Regions from separate parts of the Homo sapiens genome. Here region 2 is linked to region 1. A link is a loop called in an ENCODE intact Hi-C map of the cell type or tissue named here. Cell type or tissue: mammary epithelial cell. All regions are shown on one strand. Links, peaks and the distances in the headings refer to the core of each region. The heading gives the core; the rest is flanking DNA.

Region 1 (11,755 bases), core at 2,239-10,238:
CTCCCCTAAATTTGGTTTAAACTCCTTTATGTATGTATGCATGTATGTATGTATGTATGTATGTATGTATGTATGTATGTATTTTTGAGACGAGTCTCGCTGTGTCACCCAGGCTGGAGTGCAGTGGCGGGATCTCGGCTCACTGCATTCTCTACCTCCCGGGTTCAAGAGATTCTCCTGCCTCAGCCTCCTGGCAACCTCCACCACATCTGGCTAATTTTTGTATTTTTAGTAGAGAAGGGGTTTTGCTATGTTGGCCAGGCTGGTCTCGAACTCCTGACCTCAGGCGATCCACCCGCCTGGGCCTCCCAAAATGCCGGGATGACAGGCGTGAGCCACAGCGCCCGTCCTGGTTTAAACTCACTTTGTGACAAAACCTGATGGCAGCGGCGGGCCGTCCGCCGCGCTGGGGCGCGGGCGGCGGTGGCAGGAGCGGCTGCTGGAGCAGCAGTGGCGGCGGGTACCCTGTGCCCGCGTCCCCGAGGCAACCGACTGCGCCGCCCCCACCCTCGCGCGGCCGGGCGGGACGTGCCTCCAGATCAGGGCCTCCGGACCCTGGCCCCGCGTCGCCGCTCTTGCCCGCTGCTGCCGCCAGGAGGCCGCTGGGAGGAGGCGAAGCTGGGGCCGCATTCGGAAGCCCAGCGCCGTAAGGGAGAGGCGGCGCCTGCCCTACCAAAGGTGCGGAGTTCCTGCGCCTCCGGAGGAGGCTCTGCGCAGGGCCGCCCGGGGCAGCGTCCCTGGGGTCCACCCCTCATCGGGGTGACCGCGGGCCTGACACAACAGACGGCTGGGCCCTGGCCCACGATCCGCTCCCGGAGGCGCCCTGCCCCGGGCCGTGCGGCGAGCCGGGCGAGGGGAACTCCAGGCTGCCCCTGAGCGCCGGGGCCACGGGGCTAGGCTCGTGGAGAGGACGCCCCTGCCCCAGACCCGGCCCCGGCCCAGCGAGGACCAGGCGCCCCCGCCCCAGGCCGCGAGGGGTGCGGCTCGGGCATCACGCTTCACGTAGCAGGCGGGAGCCGGGAGCGGCAGCAGCCGCCCAAGTCCGGGCTGTGGACTCGGGCCCCTCTGCACTTTTGGGGGCCCAGGAAGGTGCTCGCCTTGTCCTTGCAGGCTTGGAGGTGCCTGTTCCCATTGCTTGGCCTCTGCTAGCTCCCGGCCCCCGCACGGATCTCGAAGTGGGGTTGGGGCCTAGCCCGAGGGCTGTCACACCCCCGCCTGGTGTGCGCATGCTAGGGGCAGTGCTGACACGCTCCACTGGTTTCAGATCAACTTTGGAGAATTTGGCGATAGCTAGTTAAAGCCGAAGATGTGCATGCACTGTGATCTAGCAACCATATGCCTCGCAAAACAGGCCGGGCGCGGTGACTCATGCCTGTAATCCCAGCAATTTGGGAGGCTGAGGCGGGTGGATCACTTGAGCCCAGGAGTTTTGAAACCATCCTCCTGGTCAACATGGCAAGACCCCTGTCTACAAAAAATTTAAAATTTAGCTGGGTGTGGTGGCATGCGCCTGTAGTCTCAGCTACTTGGGAGGCTGAGGTGGGAGGATTGCTTGAACCTAGGAAGTTGAGGCTTCAGTGAGCTGTGATTGTGCCAATGCACTCCAGCCTGGGTGGCAGAGCAATACCCTGTCTCAAAAGGAAAAAACACCCACACATCGATACAAGAATTTTCACTGCAGTGCTGTGTGTAATAACGAAAATGGGAACAACCAACAGTCCATTAGGAAAGGAACAAATAAATAAACAGGTTTATTCAAACAATGGGAAACTATGGAGCATTTAAAATTAACGAATCAGATCTACAATGTAATAACACGGGTAAATCTCAAAAATGAGTGAAAAAGCAAATTTCAAAGAGATTTACACAGTATGATAGTATATATGTACATATATTGTTAATGTATGTGTTATATTTGTGTATGTAATCCCAACACTTTAGGAAGCTGAGGTGCGTGGATCACTTGAGACCAGGAATTCGAGACTAGCCTGGCCAACATGGTGAAACTCCATCTCTACTAAAAATATAAAAATTAGCCAGGCGTGGTGGCTTAGACCTGTAATCTCAGCTAATTTGGAGGCTGAGGCAAGAGGATCGCTTCCTGGGCCCCCATATTTTATATACGTATGAAATATACATATTATCGATATGGTATTGTATACATTGATATATACCTCTGTAGTAAATGTGTATGTATGTATGTGTATATATACATGGTCAAGAAGGATCTACACTAACTTGAGACACTGGTTATCTATACAAGGGAAAATGGGAGGGCTTTAGATTTATCAGTTTTGGGGGTTTTTTTGTTTTGTTTTTTCGAAAAAAGAAATAGAAAGCAAATGTGGCAAAATGTTGACATTTGTTAAACCTGTGTGGGCAAGTACAGAGGTCTATTTAGTATTCTTTGTGCCATATTATATTATATTATATTATATTTTTTGAGACAGAATCTCACTCTGTCACCCAGGCTGGAATGCAGTGGCACAATCTCGGCTCACTGCAGTCTCTGCCTCCAGGGTTCAAGCCATCCTCCTTCCTCAGCCTCCCAAGTAGCTGAGATTACAGGCACCTGCCACCATCCCTGGCTAATTTTTGTATTTTTAGTAGAGACAAGGTTTCACCATGTTGGCCAGGCTGGTCTTGAACTCCTGGCCTCAAGTGATCTGCAAGCCTTGACCCCCTGCTCCCCCAAAGTGCTGGGATTACAGGCATGAGCCGCTGTGCCCAGCCTGGGTTTGTTATTAAAGGCAGTTTGGCTCTCAGTGCACCCCTTTCCCACGTGATGCCTTCTGACATGTTATGACATGAGGCCCTCCCCAGAGGCCAAGCAGATGCAGTCCCTTGACCTAGGACTTCCCAGCCTCTAGAATTGTAAGAAATAAATTCTTTTCTTTATAATTTACCCAGTCTCTGGTGTTCAGTTATAGCAATAGGAAACAGATGAAGACACTGTTTTCCACAGTGGCTGGAACATTTTACATTCCCTCCAACTGCACAAGGGCTTCACTTTCTTCACATTCTTGTCCACACTTGTTATTTTCTGTTTTTGTTTTACAGTAGCCATTCTGATGGGTGTGAGGTGATATCTCATTGTGTGGCTTAAAAAAAAAAACATTACTTTTATTGGAAACAAATAATGTGCCTCAAGATGTTGGCAACAAGTCATGATATAGACATATATTTCATACAGTGTGTTTCTCCCTTTAATTACATTCCAGCAGGAGGTGGAATACCTCCTTGGCTATGAGGAGCATAAGTATTTGATGGGTTGTGTAAGTTGGTCTCCTCATACTTGTACACACGCCAAGCATTTCCCCTCCAAAGTATCATATTCAGAAAGACAAAGATCACAGATACATTTAGGAATCCCATGCTGGTCACAGAGCCAAAATAACACATTATTATGATTTCTTACAAGCAGAAGTTCCTGAACAATATTTTGACCAGTAGTTATTTTAATATCTGCAAGAGCTTTTGCCCAAGCGAGCTTTTGAAGTGCTCACCAATCGCAAAAGATGGCAACAAGAGTAATGACAAAGCCAATCATGGGAAGTTTATGACTACCCTGATATAGGTTCCTGTAACCAACATAAAGCACGACAGCAATGCAGTACAGGAAGACAGAGACTGCAAATGTAATGGAATTGTGCAGAAGCACAGTCATCTCCTAGGAGGACTTGACTTTCCAATTTATATCATACACATTAATACCTGGAGGTGACTGAAATGATGCCTGATTTAACCTGAATGGATAATCAGAAGTAGCTGTAATAGTTTCGTCAGTAACTGTAGGAGGACAATTCACTTGAATTTCTGTTTGCTCTTAAAAACCTCCACAGGTGGCAAAAGAGAAGATGGAAGCCATCTACTCCAGGCCCTTGAGGAAGCTGAGCGGCTCCCTGAGTAGGGTTGAGGTGGATCCAGAAGGCAACATCCTCTGGAAGGAAGGAGAGTCAGGATGGTGGGGGCCTCACTATGGTTTTGATTTGCGTTTCCCTAAAGATTAGTGATGTTGAACATCTTCCCAAGTGCTTATTGGCCGCTTGTTTATTTTCTTTGGAGAAATGCCTATTCAAGTCCTTTGCCCATTTTTGAATCAGGATTGATTTTCTATGGTCTAGCTGTAGTTCTTTATACACTGTGGATATTGATTCCTTATCAGAGCTATGATTTGAAAATATTTTCTCCCATTCTATAGGTTGCTTTTTTCACTCTGTTGATTATACTCTTTGACACACCCATGGAGAAGATTTTAAAGGGCAGGTAGAAGTCAGACAGTTTGAGCAGCAGCGTAGTGAAGAGAAGGCCTTTCAATCGAAGGAAATAGTCTGTGCAAACACACAGAGGAGAGAACCGCAACATGCAGGTAGTTGGGTCTTGCTAGTACACTGGTGAGGGGTAGGAGGTGGGGACAGGTGAGACTGGAGGAACCACATGACAGAGGACGGTTCTAGGTCCGCCAAGTAGCAGGACTTCGTTCTAAGGTGGCACTACTCAAAAGAGTGGTCTGAGGACCCTGGCCCAGCACCCCCTACTAGGAGTTTGTTAAAAATGCAAATTCCGGCTGGGATCCTGGCTGATGCCTGTAATCCCAGCACGTTGCCGAGCTGAGGCGGGAGGATTGCTTGAGTCTAGGAGTTTGAGACCAGCCTGGGCAACACAGTGAGACCCCATCTCAATAAAAAAGGATAATTTAAAAAATGCAAATTCATGGAGGCCCAGTTTTGTCCTGCTGAATCAGAATCTCCGGGGTGGGGCCGGGGGATCCGGGTTTTAACCTGCCCCCGGGATTATTCTGAGGTTCAGTAGAGTTTAAGGGAAGTGGAGGAACCGCCAAGGGGTCGGCTAAGGTTTTGGAAACATCCTTGGTGAGAAAGACGGCCCGGGTTGTTCTTCAGGCCGGGCACCCTGGGCTTGGCTGCGTCCCCATCCTCTTCCAGCCACCCCGTCCCCACACGACCCCGCCTGAGTTCTGGCCGCCTTCCGACCCCTCGGGGCCCGCCCTGCGCCCCAGCCTCCTCCCCGCCGTGGGGTCCGGGGTCAGGGGCGCGCGGCTGCAGTCAGGCCCACATTCCTCTTACTTCCCGCCATTGTCCTGGGTTCCTGTGGCCGCGTCTCCACACTCGCTCCCGGCCGCCCCACGGTCCCAGGGAGTGATGACTCATTTCCTTTCCTCCGCTGACATCATCGTGCCCCCAGCGTGGCCCGGCCGGGGCGGCGGCCTCCGCCCTCCCAGGTCTCCTCCCAGCCCCTCTCGGCGAGCGGGCGCAGGCGCGGTGCGGCCCTTCTCGGCCGGCAGGGGGCGCCGGAGCCCGCCGGGGCCTCTAGGGCCTCCCCAGCCACGGCCCGGGCCGGCGAAGAGGGAGGGGCAGAGAGCCGCCGCGGTCCCGCTCTCCCGGGGAGAGCCTGGCTGGGAGTCAGAGCTCTCACGGTAACGGATAGGGAAGCTGAGTTCCGAGCCTTGACCAAGGCAGCACAGCCCACCCTGAGAAGTGGGGGACTGGAATTCAGGACGCTCGGCCCCAGGCCCGTGGTTTCCCACAGACTTGCAGGTGTTAATCCTCCCGCACCCCCTGGTATGTATTTTCAGCACAAAGTCTGCAGACAATATTCCCCCGATTTCCATCACTTGTGGGCCCTGAAGCGTGGTCGCCCCTGGAACCAGCAGGATCCGAGGGCCACTTGGGCTCCACCTGGGAAGCACGTGGAGCCTGCATTTATTGGGCGGCGCTGCCCCCGGCTGACCTGGCTGTGTCGGGAGATGCCCCTCACCCTCGCATCCACCCCGGCTTCCCAGCACCCACTGCTGGTCCTCAGGACCCGACCCTGTCCCCTCTGCCTTCCCTGTCAGGTTTCAGGGAGGCAGAGGAACTCACTCAGCCTGAAAATTTCAGATATTTCATAAGACCTAGAGCCACGTAAGAGTGCGTCCCTTTAAGACACATGGAAGAAGTCATGCAAGGCCACACGGTGAGCTAGAGCTGAAATCATACCTGTCCTGCCTCAGACCTGTCACCTCTCATGCTGCCCAGATAATGAATGCAAAATGCTCCACCCAGTGTCTGACAGTAGTGTAAGCACTCAATGAATGGTAGTCATTGTCATTAGGAAGCTAGTTGCCTAACTTCTCAGAGCCTCAGGCTTCTTCATCTGTAAAATGGACGCAGTAGTACGATACCTTATTGTGAGGATTAAATGAGCTCATGCATGGAAGGTACTTACAGCAGTGGTGTCCAGCAAGCATGCAACAGTCCACCAGCGCTTGGGCTCCATGAAAGGGGGGTTCTGTTGTCTGTTTCTTGTTTGTTTGTTTTGTTTTGTTTAGACAGGGTCTTACTCTGTCGCCCAGGCTGGAGTGCAGTGGTGCGATCATGGCTTACTGCAGCCTTGACCTCCCCAGGCTCAAGAGATCCTCCCATCTCAGCCTCCCAAGTAGCTGGTACTACAGGCAAGTGCTACCATGTCTGGCTAATTTTTACATTTTTTGTAGAGACAGGGCTTCACCGTGTTGAATCCTGACCAGACTGTCAGGCTCGTCTCAAACTCCTGGTCTCAAGCCATCCACCCGCCTCAGCTTCCCAAAGTGTTGGGATTACAGGAGTAAGCCACCGCACCCGGCCCCTGTTGTTGTCTTTTCTTCTTTAATTGACAAATAAAATCTTATATATTTATAATATACAACATGATGCTTTTATATATGTATACACTATGTGTGTCACTGGAAGGGCAAAGTGAAATTAATTAACATATATGCATTATTCTGCATACGTGTATGTGTGTTGTCTTTGTGTACTACTGTATCTTTAGCACCTAAAACAGTGTCTGGCACAAAGTAAGAACCCAGTAAGTGGAAAGAAGGAAGGGAGGGAGGGAGGAAGGAAGGAAGGGAGGAAGGAAGGAAGGAAGGAAGGAAGGAAGGAAACCAACCTATTATTACTGCCTCAGCTGATTTTCCTCCAGGATTTAGGCCTGTCAGAGCAGCCCTGGTGGACCGTAGAGGAAGATTCCTGAGGGCCTGTTTGCTTGAGGGCTAGAGGGCTCCCTGGGAAGCAGTCATCCTGAGGAAAGAGAGTTGAAGCGCATAAGAGCATTTCAAGGACAGGGCGAGGAGAAAAGAGGCATTTGGGGTAGAGCCTCCTCGGTGTTCACAGGAGCACTGTGGAAAGCAGTGGACGATTTCAGGAAGATGCCAGAACAAGCATCATCACAGTTAATCAGTGGTAGCTTCAGGACAATCTGGTGGCCTTGCACCTGCTTTGGACACTGATAATTTGGTGGCTTTGGTTATTGGTTTTGCTTTTATTTGTTAAATTTTTATTTACTTATTTAGTTATTTGAGATGGAGTCTCGCTTTGTCGCCCAGGCTGGAGTGCAGTGGTGCGATCTTGGCTCACTGCAACCTCCGCCTCCTGGGTTCAAGTGATTCTCCTGCCTCAGGCTCCCGAGCAACTAGAATTACAGGCGCCTGCCACCACGCCCAGCTGGATTTTGGTTTTGTTTTTAAATCAGCATTAGCTGTGAGTGGTTGAGTCCTGGGGGGCATCCCTCAGAAGGCCGTGAGACACCTGCTGGGCCTTCCCAGGAAGGTCTGCAGGAACTGCTGGCACAGAGCCAGAGAAGCCAGTTACTGTGAGGTGGAGGGGGGGTCTCCCTATGTTGCCCAGGCTGGTCTTGAACTTCGGGCCTCAAGCAGTCCTCCTGCCTCAGCCTCCCACAGTGCTGGGATGGCCTCCTTGTCGTTCCTCACCATGCCCTGCTCACTCCACCTTAGCACCTTTGCTGTTCCGTCCATCTGTAATCTCTCAGAAACAGCCAAGACTCACTTCCTCACTTTTTCAGATTTTATCTCAAGTGTCACCTACTCAGTGGGGCCCTCCCCACCCCACCCCATTGAACTCAGAAACCCTCACACCTCCTGACAGCCTGTCTGCCTTCTTTGACTTGTTTCCTTCCACAGCACATGGTCTGCAGACCCCACCACTCCCTACTGCCTCACAACCAGTCAGATTCATATATTTGCTTTGTTTGCTGGACCCCTGAGTAGGCCGCCTTTGCATTTCTTTTCCTTTTTTTTTTTTTTCTTTGAGACAGCGTCTTGCTCTGTCACCCAGGCTAGTGTGCAGTGGTGTAATCTCGGCTCACTGCAACCTCCACCTCCTGGGTTCAAGCATTTCTCCTGCCTCAGCCTCCTGAGTAGCTGGGATTACAGGCACCTGCCACCACCCCTGGCTAATTTTTGTATTTTTAGGAGAGATGGGGTTTCACCATGTTGGTCAGGCTGGTCGCGAACTCCTGACCTCATGATTTGCCCACCTCAGCCTCCCAAAGTGCTGGGATTACAGACGTGAGCCACCATGTCCAGCCTGCCTTTGCATTTCATAAGCGAGACTCAGAGAAGGTGACTCCTGGAGAAATCCCCTTAGCCTCCTCTACCAGGATGGTTTTGGATTCCTCTCCAGCCAGGAGTTGGAACATAGTAGCCTGTGTCGTCTAAAATCATGAGGTCATACCCAGGTGCCTTCCCTTTGGTTCTTGACTTGCCCCCTATTCTTCATACTCACCTCCTGAATAATGTCCACGTAGTTATAAGATGAGGGGAGGGAGCCAGCTGGCTGTTCCCTCTGCCAGGAGCATCCTGCCTCCTTAAACTGCCTGGTCAGTACCTGCTTAAGGCCCCTGATCCTGCATCACCTTCTCTGAGAAGCCTTCCCTGACTACTCCCCTGCCCTGCCCTGTCCACCAGCCAGCCTGAGCTGACCACATTACTCCCAGGATGGATGCCTGTCAGGGCCCCCTTCCCTCTAGGTTGGACTGATTTGCTCTGGGTCAGCTTCCCCCGCCAGACCGTGGGCTTCGTGAGGGCAGAGGCTGTGAGTTACTTCTCTTTGAGTACCTAGGGCTTGGCTGATGTGGTGCTCAATAAACGAGTTCTGAAAGTGTAAATAAAAGAATGAATGAATTGGCTGGGCATGGTGCCTCACGCCTATAATCCCAGCACTTAGGGAGGCTGAGGCTGGAGGATCACTTGAGCCCAAGAGTTCAAGACCAGCCTGGACGACGTGGTGAAACCCCAACTCTACAAAAAATACATAGATTAGCAGGGCATGGTGGTGTGTACCTGTAGTCCTAGCTACTCGGGAGGCTGAGGTGAGAGGATCAGTTTGAGCCCGGGAGGCTGAGGCTTCAGTGAGCAGACATCACACCATTGTACTCCAGCTTGGGCACCAGAGTGAGACCCAATCTCAAAAAACAAAAGCAAAAAGACAAAAACCCAAAGAATAAATAAATAAAAGGAGGAACGGTGGACAGAGGGAAAAAAGGAAGGGACTTATTAATTAATTTGCTCCTCACCTTCCGCACATTCGCTTGAAAGAGACCTGTTGCTTTAAATGCCACCCCCAAGGCTGGGAGTTTGTCAACCCCCACAGAAGAGGAACGCTGGGCTGGGGCCAGCCCTACAGAGACTCATCGCCATTCCACCTCTGACCATAGCATCACACCCAGTTTCTGCTTGTTCTGTTTTTTGTTGTTGTAAATTTTATGATTCAATATACATGCCCAAAATAATCAAAATCAGAAGTTGACAGTTTGATGAATTTTCAACGTGAGCAGATCCACGTAAGCGCACCCAAATTAAGAAAGAGAATGCAAACAGCTCCTGCCCTGTGCTGCCTTCAGGCACTATGCTCCCTAAGGCTGACCCTTCTTCTAACCCTAGCAGCATTAATTTTCCTGCTTTGTATTTTATTTTATTGTATTAATTTAATTTAATTTTATATTATGTTTTTTTATTATTTTATTTTATTTTGAGACAGAGTCTTGCTCCATTGCCCAGGCTGGAGTGTAGTGGCGCTATCTTGGCTCACTGCAACCTCTGCCTCAACCTCTGCCTCCCAGGTTTAAGTGATTCTCCTGCCTCAGCCTCCAGAGTGGCTAGGACTAACAGGCACACGCCATCATGCCTGGCTGATTTTTGTATTTTTAGTAGAGACAGGGTTTCACCATGGTGGCCAGTCTGGTCTCGAACTCCTGGCCTCAAGTGATCCACCTGCCTCGGCCTCCCAAAGTGCTGGGATTACAGGCGTGAGCCACCGTGCCCGGCCTACTTTATTTTATTTTATTTTGTGAGATAAGGTCTTGCTCTATCACCCAGGCTGGAGTGCAGTGATGTAATCACAGCTCACTGCGGCCTCCACCTCCTGGGCTCAAGTGATCCTCCCAGCTCAGACTACAGGCATGTGCCACCACGCCTGGCTGATTTTTTTGTCTTTTTGCAGAGACGGAGTCTAATTGTTTCCTAGGCTGATCTTGAACTCTTGGGCTCAAGCAGTCCACCCGACTTGGCCTCCCAAAGTGCTGGGATTACAGGTGTGAGCCACCGTGCCTGGCTGTATTTTATATAAATATAACATTACAATATATATTCTTTTGGCTCTAACTTCTTCTGGTTAATGCTGTGTACGTGAGATTTATTCATGTTGTGGTTCATTCATTCTCATTGCTCTATAATATATTCCATGGTATAAGTAAGCCACAATTTCTTTATTCATTCTGTTGCTGATGGATGTTTAAGTGATTTCCATTTGTTGGCTATTAAGCATATTGCTTCTGTGACCATTCTTGTACCTGTCTTGGGAAACATATGTGTGTATTCATGCTGGGTATGTACCTAGATGTGGACTGCTGGGTCAGAGGCAAGGTATATGCTCAACTTAGCAGAAACTTGCCATTTTCCAAAGTGACTGGAACAATTTTCGCTTCCACGGGCCATGTATGAGAGTTCCGGTTGCTTGTCGTGCTCACCAATACTTGGCCGTACCTGTTTTTCATTTGTTCACTTTATTTTTTGTGTTGTATGTTTTTGGCCAGCTATTCTGGTGGGCGGATTGTTCCATTTTTGACCACATGCTCCTTCCCCCTGGCAGTCTGCTCCAGCTCTGTTTCTGGTACATTCTGCAAAACCAACTTCTCTGGTTCTTGACTCTTGTCCTATAGTTCTTTTTGTTTTTGTTTTTAGAGGTGGGGCCTCACTCTGTTGCCCAGGTTGGAGTGCAGTGGCATGATCATAGCTCACTTCAGCCCTGACCTCCTAGGCTCAAGTGATCCTCTTGCCTGAGCCTTCTGAGTAGCTGGGACCACAGGCAGGCACCACCACTTCTGGCAAATTTTTTTTATTTTTATTTTTTTAGAGATGAGGTCTTGCTATGTTGCCCAGGCTGGTCTCAAACTCCCTGGCTCAAGCGATCCTCTAGCCTTGGCCTCCTGAGTAGCTGGGATTACAGGCATAAACCACCATGCCCTGTGCCTTGCAGTCTTGCTCTAGGGTTTGTCTTCAACCCTGCAGACCTGAGACAGGCCTCTCAGCTGCTCTCAAGAACGCCCTTCCATGAGAGGCATTCCAGCCTCAGGTGGCAGCTCCTGCAGGATATGGACCCCGGGGATAAGGATGGGGAAGAGGATGAGGGTGTCGGGAGCTGTCTCCAAAGCCTGCGCAGGCCCTTCCCACAATCTCATCTTACTCATTTAGCCACTTTGTGGGCCCCCATCTTATTATACTCAAAACGTTGGGTAGACATAAAGCTAAATATACGTGCTAAAACTATTAAACTCTTAGAAGAAAATAGAGGGGAAAATATTCACTAGATTAGGTTTGGAAGTCATTTTTTAGCTATGACATCCAAAGCATAAGCAACCCAAGAAACATTTGATAAATTGGACTTCATCAAAATTTAAAACTTTCATGCTTCAAGGG
Region 2 (11,755 bases), core at 2,040-10,039, 76 kb after region 1:
GAGAGAGCCACCCTGGCCAAGTGATCTCGGCTTTTATTGAAGACACCTTCCTTGTGTTGCCAGCTTGTTGGGAGCCTTTAGGATGTCCCACAGGAGCCCGGGGCTGACCCCCAGAGCCCAAGTCAGACACCTTTCATCTTCATCAGCAGAAGGCATCTCATCTTCCCCAAGGCCGCCCTGTGTATCATGGAGCCACGCCCTCTGGCTCTGATTCTGTGCAGCTGACTCTCTCCTCCCTGAGAGTCCTCTTGCCCTTCAGCTGCCCAGGCTCCAGCTTCCCTTGGTACCCACAAATGGGCCAACCAAGCCCAGATGGCAGCATCTCCCCATCCCGTGTCCCCTGGCCCGGCCCCACTTCCAGGAGACGACCACGAAGCCCAGCACCCACCCTATTCTGGCCACCCCCTGTCGTGGCCTCAAAGTCAGGCTTGCCCTCCCGGCACCCTGGCCCAGGAGGCCTCCAGGGGCACCTCCAGCCAGGCTCCAGGGGAAGCTCTCATCACCCTCCCCAGGGCCAAGGCCACATGGTGGGGTCACCAGATGGGAGGGTGGGAGGCCTCGGGGTCTGGGGGGCTCTGCAGCTGCCCAGCTCTTCCAGCTGATGGCTCCACATCTTGGGAGAGGGCTCTGATTTCATGATGGGCTGGGGGCTTCTCAGGATTCCACAGCCCAAATGGCGGGACAGTTCAGGGGCTCCAAGACCATCAGGAGCATGTGGTACCCATGTAACAACCCAAGACCATGTGTCATCTGGTGAGTTTATGGTTCCTTCGGCTCTTCCCCAGAGGCCCTGCATCCTAGGGGGCTGGAGGAGCAGCGGGGGCTGGAGCCCTTCATGGGGCTGGGGACAGGCTGAGTCCCAGCCAGGGCCTGACCTGGGATGTCGGGTTCCCCATGGGCTGGGAGTTGGGTTTCCTTTCCAGCCCTGGAGGCGACAGAGGCACAGGGATGGGGGCCCAGCTCCCACAGAGCAGGGCTAAGGGTAGTGTGTCTACCGGGAGTGCCAGAAGGGGAAGATGTTGGGGGGAGCCCGGGACACTGCCCAGTGTTCTGCACTTGGGGAAGGGTCTTCAGAGGGCCCTGGAAGAGGGAGGTTTTTAGGGCAGCCCATGGGGCCCTGAGTACCTCTGTTCCTCCCATCAGGACAAGGAAGGTCAATGCACACAGGGTTCCTCATTCAGCTGGCTTCTCTGGGTGCTGAATGATGGGGTAAGGAGGCACAGGGAGACCCTGGCTCAGGGACCCTCCTTGCCCTGCAGTGCCCTGCTTCCCCAGCCCAGGGGTCCGGCTCACCCCCAGCCCACAGGAGGCTCAGGCAGATCCCTACATGACACACAGGCAAGACCCTCTGCCGAAGAGGTGTCATTCCAGGGCAGAGGGTGGGGCTCAGGCCCAGCCTTAAGGGCAGACTGGGCCAGGGCCTGACTTGGGAGGGCTGAGGGGAGGCTCAAGCCCTGGGGAAGCCCCTCTCTCCACTGAAATGAGTGCCCCCCCATAAGGAGCTGCAAGACCTTGTCTGACCCAGCCTCCTGGAGGGGTCCGGTGACTCTCATGGGGAAGGTCACTGAAGCCCCAATGGGCTAGCTCGAGCCACCAGCCCCAGCCTGGAAGGGCCAGGTCCTCTCATGCCTACTTTCCCCACAGATCTCTCTCGGGCTCACCCCGTGCCTGTGGGACATATATTTGCTGGAAGGGGAACAGATGTTGATGCTGATAACAAGCACTGCCTTTAAGGTTCAGAGGAGCAAGTCCACGTGTGCCCAGTGGGGCCTGGGGAGCACTGGGGTCAGACCCCAACTAGCCCAAGGGCAGCTTCCTCACACTGTTCTCATGATTCTCTGTTCTGGCCCAGAGGGAGGTCTGGCCAGGTGGGCTGGGCAGGGCACAGTGACACCAAGCCCATCCCTCACATGACCCAGATGAAAGTCAGGAGTGTGATGAGCACTTCCCTGCCCAGGCTGCCTCCCCAGCCACAGCCTTCTGTGCACATCTGGACCCCTGGGGTGGCCACAAAAGGATCTGGCACTGCCCAGTGGGAGACTGAAGTGGTCACGGGGTGTGGGCTCTGACCCTTCCCAGGGAACTCTCCTGGCCTGATACCCACCTTGTCCCTAGAGCGCCACATGAAGATGTCCAGGTCTGGCCTGTGGGCACGTTTTCGAGACCAGTTCTTCCATATCTGGGCCCTGGATGATGACGCTGTTCTTTTTTTTTTTTTTTTTTATACTTTAAGTTCTAGGGTACATGTGCACAACATGCAGGTTTGTTACATATGTATACGTGTGCCATGTTGGTGTGCTGCACCCATTAACTCGTCATTTACATTAGGTATATCTCCTAATGCTATCCCTCCCCCTTCCCCCAACCCCATGACAGGCCCTGCTGTGTGATGTTCCCCTTCCTGTGTCCAAGTGTTCTCATTGTTCAATCCCAACCTATGAGTGAAAACATGCGGTGTTTGGTTTTTTGTCCTCGTGATAGTTTGCTGAGAATGATGGTTTCCAGCTTCATCCATGTCCCTACAAAGGACATGAACTCATCCTTTTTATGGCTGCATAGTATTCCATGGTGTATATGTGCCACATTTTCTTAATCCAGTCTATCATTGATGGACATTTGGGTTGGTTCCAAGTCTTTGCTATTGTGAATAGTGCTGCAACTAACATACGTGTGCATGTGTCTTGATAGCAGCATGATTTATAATCCTTTGGGTATACACCCAGTAATGGGATTGCTGGGTCAAATGATATTTCTAGTTCTAGATCCTTGAAGAATCACCACACTGTCTTCCACAATGGTTGAACTAGTTTACACTCCCACCAACAGTGTGAAAGTATTCCTATTTCTCCACCTCCTCTCCAGCACCTGTTGTTTCCTGACTTTTTAATGATCGCCTTTCTAACTGGTGTGAGATGGTATCTCATTATGGTTTTGATTTGCATTTCTCTGATGGCCAGTGATGATGAGCATTTTTCATGTGTCTTTTGGCTGCATAAATGTCTTCTTTTGAGAAGTGTCTGTTCATATCCTTCGCCCACTTTTTGATGGGGTTGTTTGTTTTTTTCTCGTAAATTTGTTTGAGTTCTTTGTAGATTCTGGATATTAGCCCTTTGTCAGATGAGTAGATTGCAAAATTTTTCTCCCATTCTGTAGGTTGCCTGTTCACTCTGATGGTAGTTTCTTTTGCTGTGCAGAAGCTCTTTAGTTTAATTAGATCCCATTTGTCAATTTTGGCTTTTGTTGCCATTGCTTTTGGTGTTTAGACATGAAGTCCTTGCCCATGCCTATGTCCTGAATGCTATTGCCTAGGTTTTCTTCTAGGGTTTTTATGGTTTTAGGTCTAACATTTAAGTCTGCAATCCATCTTGAATTAATTTTTGTATAAGGTGTAAGGAAGGGATCCAGTTTCAGCTTTCTGCATGTGGCTAGCCAGTTTTCCCAGCACCATTTATTAAATAGGGAATCCTTTCCCCATTTCTTGTTTTTGTCAGGTTTGTCAAAGATCAGATGGTTGTAGATGTGTGGTATTATTTCTGAGGGCTCTGTTCTGTTCCATTGGTCTATATCTCTGTTTTGGTACCAGTACCATGCTGTTTTGGTTACTATAGCCTTGTAGTATAGTTTGAAGTCAGGTAGCTTGATGCCTCCAGCTTTGTTCTTTTGGCTCAGGATTGTCTTGGCAATGCGGGCCCTTTTTTGGTTCCATATGAACTTTAAAGTAGTTTTTTCCAATTCTGTGAAGAAAGTCACTGGTAGCTTGATGGGGATGGCATTGAATCTATAAATTACCTTGGGCAGTATGGCCATTTTCACGATATTGATTCTTCCTATCCATGAGCATGGAATGTTCTCCCATTTGTTTGTGGATGACGCTGTTCTTAATCATCTTTGGGCCTCTATGAAGAAACTAACAAGGAAGCATGGGGACCTGCCACCCCCAGGTGGGCTCCAGTACCAGGTCCCCTCCTGAGTCACCCTCTGGGGCAGTCAATACTGGGGGAGTACCCAGGACCCCTAACCCTATTACTTGGGTCTTCCTCTTCACCTTTTCTTCCTCCTCTTCCTCCTGGACTCTAAGAAAATACAGGAGGCCCACCATTCCTCAGGGCAGGCGCTCAGTGCATATGTACTGGATGTGCTGTGCACGCAGGAGGGGGATGTGGGCAAGACCCTCCAACAAGCCCCCTCCCACTTCCCACGGTGGCCTGCTCTCCCCCTCACAGGGCTCTCAAGGGCACTGGAGGAGCCAGACCCATTTGTGAGAGCCTCCACTCCTCCCTGCAAGCGCTGACAGCCTCAGAGAGCAACAGAGGCCCTTCACTCCTGCAGACTCCTCCAGGGGTGCCAGGACAACAAGCCTTGAGCCAGGGAGACAAGGGAATCAGTGTCTCTTACCCATAGAGCATTCAGAGAGAGGGCACAGGTGGGACCCCTGGCCCAGAGCCAGAGCCAAGTGTTTAGCCAGGTGTGGGAACGGTCAGTCCTGGTATGGACGGGGCAGCCCAGGAGGGCAGAGGGTGACCCACGTCCAGGCCCAGTCACCCACTGTGGAGACGGGTCCCCATGTGAAGTGGCAAGGGGCTGGTGACATCCAAGGCCCCTCCCACCTGAGTTCTGACTGGGGGCCATATCCCAGGCCCAATAGCCCTGGGATGAGGGTGTGTGGCAGGAAGCCCCCAGCGAGGCTGAACCCTGGGGGCAGTTCCAGAAGCCACCTGCCATGCCCAGGCAGCTTCCCCACACCAGGCGGCACACAACCCTTCCTCTGGGATCAGCAGACTATAGGCATGTCATCAGTGTCAGACCACAGGGGCCACACAGAGACCCTGAGGACTCCAGAGACCCAGGCAGGTGGGGCCCAGCCCAGAAAGGCCTGCATGGGCTCACTGGAGACACTGACCACGTCTGTTTTCCTTTCAGCAAAACCCGAGAAAGGGTCCTCAGGACCCAGGTCTGTGCTGGCATCACATGGCGGGAAGACCCTCTGCAAGGGGGACAGGAAGGCCCTTCCCGGCCCACCAGCCCGGTTCCAGCGGCCCATTTGGTCCGCTTCTCCACCTCGTCCTACACCCTGTCCTGGTGGGGCTGTCCATGAGGCCAAGGCCCAGGAACATGTGGGGGCTTCTGGGGAGCCCAGGGCAGCAGACCACTCTCTGGGGGCACCTGGGACTCAGGGCATGCCCAGCCTGGCCCCGGCTCAGGGAGGACCTCGGCGTTCCTGGAGATTCCTGCAGTGGAACTCTATGCTCCAGCTCCCGACGGACCTGGATGTGGGGGGCCCTTGGTTCCCCCATGACGATTTCAAACAGAGCTGCTGGGTCCATGTCCCTTCTAAATGTGTCCTGGACAGCCCCGGGACCATGGGACAGGCCTAGCCCAGGGAGCCCAAGGGGACCCTGACACCGGGCCCAGCCCAGGCCCATCAGGACTAAGAGGGAGGTCGGGAGATAACCCCGCTGCAACATGGGCACCTGCATCTGGTCACCGAAGCCAGGGTGGCACCCCGCCAGCTGCCCTGCAGCCCCAGACACCTGGAAAATCCCATTCAATGGGGAGGCCGGTCCCACCAAGGCCACGAGAGACAGAGAGGTGAGCATGGCAGCCCCGGCCAGCCAGCAGCATGCCCTGGGGCCTCTGTCCCAATCTGCGGGCCTGTGTCCCCCTCCCAGTGCATAATTCCCAGGCAAGAGGGGCCTGGTCTAGACCCCAGCCCTGGGAAGAGAGGGGCACCAGGGGTGTGGTGGGCTCCCAGTTGCAGTCAGTATGACCATGCAGGGGACCCTGGCGCTGCAGAGCTCTGCCACTGTCACAATTCACCTCACAGAAGCCGGGTGAGTCCCGAAGCCTTGCAGCCACTGCTGTAGCCCTTGCAGACACCACGACCAGGTGCCTTCCAGCTGCCAGTGCAGGTTTTCCTGACAGGAGGGCACCCTGCAGCCCTGGCCTCAGCAGCTCAGACTCTGAAGGTATCTGTTATTCATGTTTCCAGTACTCCCACCAAAGAGAATTACTATGGAGGATGATGTTGGTCCTGAGTTGAGCAAAACAGCATGCCCTGTGGATGGAGCCGGCTTCTTTCCAAGCCACCACACTTGCTGGATGGGCCCACGGAGCGAGTGGCCTTGAGACCGGCATGAGGATGGAAGAGGCTCAGCATCCTGCACATGCCCTTTCCAAGGCTCACCAGGCTGACACCACATTTGTGGATGAGAGACTCACACCCAGTCCCTGGGATGGCACAATTTCCCAGGAGGATCAGCTGGCCACCTGCTGGCAGGCTGACCACACTGCGAAGGGGCTGAGATTGGCTTTCACTGCACTGAGCCACAATATGGACATGGACTTGTGGGCCCTGCAGTGCACACAGCATTGCCTCCGAGCAGGACACCCCATTCACAGCTAGGGACAAGCAGCAGTGCGCTTCCACCTCGGGGCCTTGGCTCTGCCACCTCTATTTTGAATGTTCTCAGTTCCCTCCAGGCTACTAGAAGCATCTGGGCCAGGGCTCATGGCTAGATAAGCACCCGAGATCCCAAACAAGCTTCCCATCCTCGTTTTACTTTTTGTTAAACTTATGAAAATTTATTAAGATATGACTTACATCCCTGGTAAGTGCACAGCTCAAAAGACATTCAGAGATGGAACACACCAGCCCCCAGATCACAAAGCCAACCATGCCCAGCCCTTCCCAGCACCCCCAGCCCTGAAACCTGACTTCTGACGACACCATGAGCCTGCCTTTATACTTTACACTCATGGAAGGATAACCATCTTCATGTTGTAAAATAAATGTTTACTGTTGAAATGATTTTACACGTACACCTTCCATCCAGCTGCCCTTAATAAGGACATTTTGCAGTACCATGGCACATAAGAAATTTAGGCCAGGTGTGGTGGCTCATGCCTGTAATCCCAGCAATTTGAGAGGTCGAGGCAGGAGGTTCAGGTTCACTTGAGCCCAGGAGTTTGAGACCAGCCTGGGAAACATAGGTAGACTCTTTCTCTAGAGAAAAGTAAAAGAAATTGCCAGGCGTGGTGGCGTGTGTGTGTAGTCCCACCTAGTCAGGAGGCTGAGGTGGGAAGACTGCTTTAGCAATTGAGTTCCAGGAAGCAGTGAGCTATGATCACAGCACTGCACTCCAGCCTAAGTGACAGAGTGAGACTTTGTCTCTTAAAAAAACAAAATAAGAAATTTAACATGGGTGCAATCCTATTAACTAAATGATAATGTGAACTATTATCTAAGGTTATTAATGCAGTAATTATATGAATAGGGTGAAATTTATTCAGACTTCACCCGTTTTCGCCTAGCTTCTCATACCTGTCCAGGGATCCCACCTCTGACTCACCCTCTGCCTTTAGGTCATGTCTCCTTAGCTTCCTCCAGGTTGTCCAGCCAAACACACACCTGGGCTGAGTGGTAGAGCTGATTGCTCCTGGGCTCCAAACCTCTACAGCATGTTACCATATTGAGTACTGTAGGAAATGGTAACATAATGGTGGCTATCTGTGTATCTAAACACAGAAAAGGATCATAAAAATACAGTATAAACAATACAAAATGGTACACCTCGCCAGCTGTGGTGGTTCATGCCTATAATTCCAGCACTCTGGGAAGCCATAATGGGAGGATCACTTGGGCCCAGGAGTTCAAGACTATCTGGGCAACATAACAAGGCCCCATCTCTTCTTAAATATCAATTTTTAGAGATGGTACACCTGTATAGGATGGATCCATTATAGCCTTATGGGAACCACCATCCTATATGCATTCTGGCATGGACTGAAATGTCGTTATCTGACACATGATCACATAAGTAATCTAGAGATAATTTTAAGCATACAAGAAGATGTGCTTAGGTTATATACAAATACTGCACCATTTTATATCAGGACTTTGGTATCTGTGGGAGATGGGGAAACTGATTCCCCACATACATTGAGGGGCAACTGTAAACATTTCAGGCCCCACAGAAGGCTCAATTCCCTGCACCCCCACCCCGAGGTAAATTCTTTTACTGGAGATTAGTTTGCCTGATGATAACTTCATATAAATGGAATCACACATTATCTATTCTTATAGATATTATTCTTATAGACCTATTCTTATAGGTCTAACTTCTGTCGCTCACACATGAGCTGTGTGAGATTCATTCATGTTGTAGCCACAATTTACTCATTTTCTTTGCTGTATAGTATTCTAGTCTTGAATGTCCCATGGTTTTTTATTTATTCTTCTGTGATGGGTATTTTGGAAGTTTCTACTATGAGGCTATTACAAATTGTGCTGCTATGTGGGTTGTTTTACTTGTATTTTAGTGAAGATATAGACACATCTGTGTAAGGTACACACGAAGGGAGGAAATTGCTAGCTCATGGGAGGCAAATGTTTAGCTTTGGTGAATATTGCCAAATCATTCTAAAGTGTCTGTTCCACTTCACCTGTTCATCTGTGAGCTGGAGCATTCCATCCACAGCTTGGGCTGTCTCAGAAAGACCCGGGTTCAATCCCATTCAGCCACTTAGTAGCTGTGTCCCTTTGGGCAAACCATGTAACTTCTCTGAGTCTCAGGGTCCTCATCTGTAAATTGGGCTGCTGGTGGTCCTTACCTCACAGGGCCACTGTGAGGACTAAGTGAGATGAAAGCTGACTCCCTGAGTGGCACCACTTCTCTCTCCCTCAGACTGAACAGGAAGATGCCTTCACTGCCCAATGCGAAGGCCATGGGGAGGACGCGAGGCCCCAGGGCTCCTCTGTCCCAGGAGCATAAGCCCTGGGTTTTTGTTTCCAGAAACAACCACCCCTGGGGTCAGGATGACTCTCAAGTCCCCACAGCCTGTTCTCCCACCCCACGAAGGCGCATCTTCAGCAGTGGGGAAAGGGCTGCACTGTGCCATCCTCACCCTGGCCACTGTCTGCCCTCATGACTCAGAGCACAGCGAGGTCACCAAGCAGAGCAGTGCAGGGTCCGGCCCCAGCCCTGGGCTCTAGACATCCAAGTCACCCCCACCTGCCCCAACCCTGCCCCCTCCATCCCTCAGCCCCCGCTTGCCACTTTCACAGCTCAGGACATTTTAGCTCCTTACATTTTAGCTCCTTACATGACACCATCATCTGTCTCCTCAAGCGGAGTGCAGCACAAGGGCAGTGAACTCAGTCAGTCTATGGATGTGTCTCTGGTGTCTGGGAGATGAGAAGCTCAATACATACTTGCTCAGTGTCTGCGTGCATTTCATTGAGCAGAAGACAGCTTTGGAAATAAGAAGAGACCCTCCCGAGGTGACAGTGCGTAGCTGGCATTTTCCAGGTATTCTCAGCATGCCAGGCGGTGGGCTGGACCATGGACACGGGAGCTCTGGAGCCCGTGGGGTGCCAGGTTACAGGCCGCGCCTGGACGGAAGTATTGTTTATTTCTTTATTAAAATTTGTACTTTCTGAGTTTATGTAATTAGCAGGTGTTGCCTTTGTGATCAGAAACAGTAAAGGTATAGAAAAAAATGTGTAGAAAAAAGCAGAAAAACAAATCACATCTATAATAAAATCCTTGCTTTTAAATAAAATGTGCAGAGAAGAAAGATGGAAAAGAAACGCAGTGAGCCGGGCATGGTGGCTCACGCCTGTGATCCCAGCACTTTGGGAGGCCACGGCGGGAGGATCGCTTGGGGTCAGGAATTTGAGACCAACATGGTCAACGTGGTGAAACCCCATCTCTAATGAAAAAAAAAAATTAGCAGGGCATGTTGGTGGGCACCTGTAATCCCAGCTACTCGGGAGGCTGAGGCAGGAGAATTGCTTGAACCTGGGAGGTGGAGGTTGCAGTGACCCAAGATTGCACCACTGAACTCTAGCCTAGGCAACAGAGCGAGACTCCGTCTCAAAAGACAAAAACAAAAAAAACCTTAATAATTGTCATCTCTGAGGGCTGGGGATATCAGGAAACTTTGCTTTTCTGTCTAATTTTGTATATGCTCATCTCCAGATTTGAATGTATTCTATTAAATTCCCTTAGCAGCCTCCTCATTAGTCTCTCTGCCCCCATTCCTGCCCGTGCCTGCCGTGCAAAGGCTCCCCTGGCATTGTGCTAGAGAAAGCAGGTTGCTCCTAGAAAAAGTCTCCGTTCTCTATGCCTAGTTAACTTCCGCTTACCCATCAGTACTGTACTCAAGGTCTCCCCAACTACTTTATGGAAGACTTCTGTAGTGGATACTGTGACCTGCCACCCAGACGTCCACTTCAGGATCAGGGCCCTCATTCCCTGGCTGCTAGGAGACTTGGAGGTGGATGCTGGCAGATGAGTCTTACTCTGGGAAATGCCCTGGCTGAACGGAGCTGCCTGGGGACAGTCTACATCCATTGCCTAGTTCATTGGAGCAGGGAGATGGGGTGGGCAATAAAAGCCCAGACCCCTCGCCTCCATTCACTGCAACTTTGAAGGGTCATCTGCCCTCTAGAGCTCCCTGTGGGAGTGGCTGAGACCTCTGTTGCAACTGGAGTGCAGTCACTCTGTCTGGCCAGGCCTGCCAGCTTCACCCTCTCACAGGTGCTGGTCCTGAGGGTACTTCCCAAGGAACTTCCTTAACCAGTGACAACTAGGGTAGATTCCTTAACTATATGCTTTTTCAGGGCACATATCGCCTTTGTAAGTTTTACATCCATTTGTGGTATCTGGCTAATGTCTGCCTGTCCCATCAACTGTAATAGCCACAGAGTGGGAGCTCTATCTGATTTTATTCACCATTGCATTCTGCCATGCTGGCATGCAGTTTAAAAATATTTGTAGAGTGAACAAACAATTTTATTACCCATCTAATCTAATCCCTTAGGAGGCCATCAGCTTTACTTAGGGCTGCAGAATGTCTCATTCATTCATTCAATAAATATTTACAAGGAGAAGCTGGATTCCTACCTCTCAACACCAAAACAATTCCAGATGGTTCAAAGATGGTTATATGTAAGAAAATGAAACCAATAACTTTCTAGAATAAAGATGAGTAAGTTTTAGAAAAAAAATTGGTGGGCCGGGTGGGGTGGCTCACGCCTGTAGTCCCAGCACTTTGGGAGGCCGAGACGGACAGCTCATGAGGTCAAGAGTCCAAGACCAGCCTGGCCAACATGGTGAAACCCAGTCTCTACTAAGAATACAAAAATTAGCCAAGTATGGTGGTGTGTGCCTATAATCCCAGCTACTCAGGAGGCTGAGGCAGGAGAATCTCTTGAACCTGGGAGGCGGAGGTTGCAGTGAGCTGAGATTCTGCCACTGCACTCCAGCCTGGGCAACAGAGCAAGACTTAATCTTGAAAAAGAAAAAAAAAGAAAAAATTTGGAATATTAAGGGCCTTCATAAGCATGACCACATAAAATTCTAAACCTTTATAAAGCGAAAATAAAGATTAATAAGCTGGGCCAGGCCCAGTGGCTCATGCTTATAATCCCAGCACTTTGGGAGGCTGAGGCGGGTGGATCACCGGAGGTCGGGAGTTCAAGACCACCCTGACCAACATGGAAAAACCTTGTCTCTACTAAAAACACAAAATTAGCCGGGCATGATGGCACATGCCTGTAATTCCAGCTACTTGGGAGGCTGAGGCAGGAGAATTGCTTGAATCAGGGAGGCGGAGGTTGCGGTGAGCCAAGATCATGCCATTGTACTCCAGCCTGAGCAACAAGAGCGAAACTCCATCTCAAAACAAACAAACAAAAAAGATTAATAAACTGGCCAGGTATGGTGGCTCATGCCTGTAATGCTAGAACTTT

Evidence for each region. Hi-C counts contacts between places; a loop is a spot of excess contacts. Peaks named below come from ENCODE experiments on the same cell type or tissue, not always from the same donor. Only the 100,000 strongest peaks of a DNase experiment are listed, where the experiment ranks them.
Region 2: a loop joins it to region 1, with 23 times the contacts of the local background. A loop is called at or near these places in 34 of 110 quality-filtered maps.

Annotation. Positions count from the first base shown.
Region 1 is chr17:27,348,648-27,360,402 of GRCh38, forward strand. It overlaps LINC03146 (long intergenic non-protein coding RNA 3146), which reads left to right. Exons shown (of 3, transcript XR_007065677.1): 3 at 3,843-4,710. LOC124903958 (a long non-coding RNA gene) reads right to left here and starts at 5,161. Exons shown (of 2, transcript XR_007065678.1): 1 at 5,085-5,161; 2 at 1,719-3,101. It also overlaps the pseudogene SYPL1P2. RefSeq lists silencers at 249-958, 4,886-5,035, 5,056-5,455. In mammary epithelial cell, for the core only: CTCF peaks have their summits at 5,310 (motif pointing right) and 6,061; a DNase peak (open chromatin) is centred at 5,214; H3K4me3 peaks cover 1,341 bases; H3K27ac peaks cover 926 bases.
Region 2 is chr17:27,424,816-27,436,570 of GRCh38, forward strand. It overlaps the pseudogene TBC1D3P5. Among named protein-coding and RNA genes, the nearest start is that of KSR1, 26 kb to the right of the region's middle. In mammary epithelial cell, for the core only: a CTCF peak has its summit at 6,272 (motif pointing left); no DNase peak of the experiment used is centred there.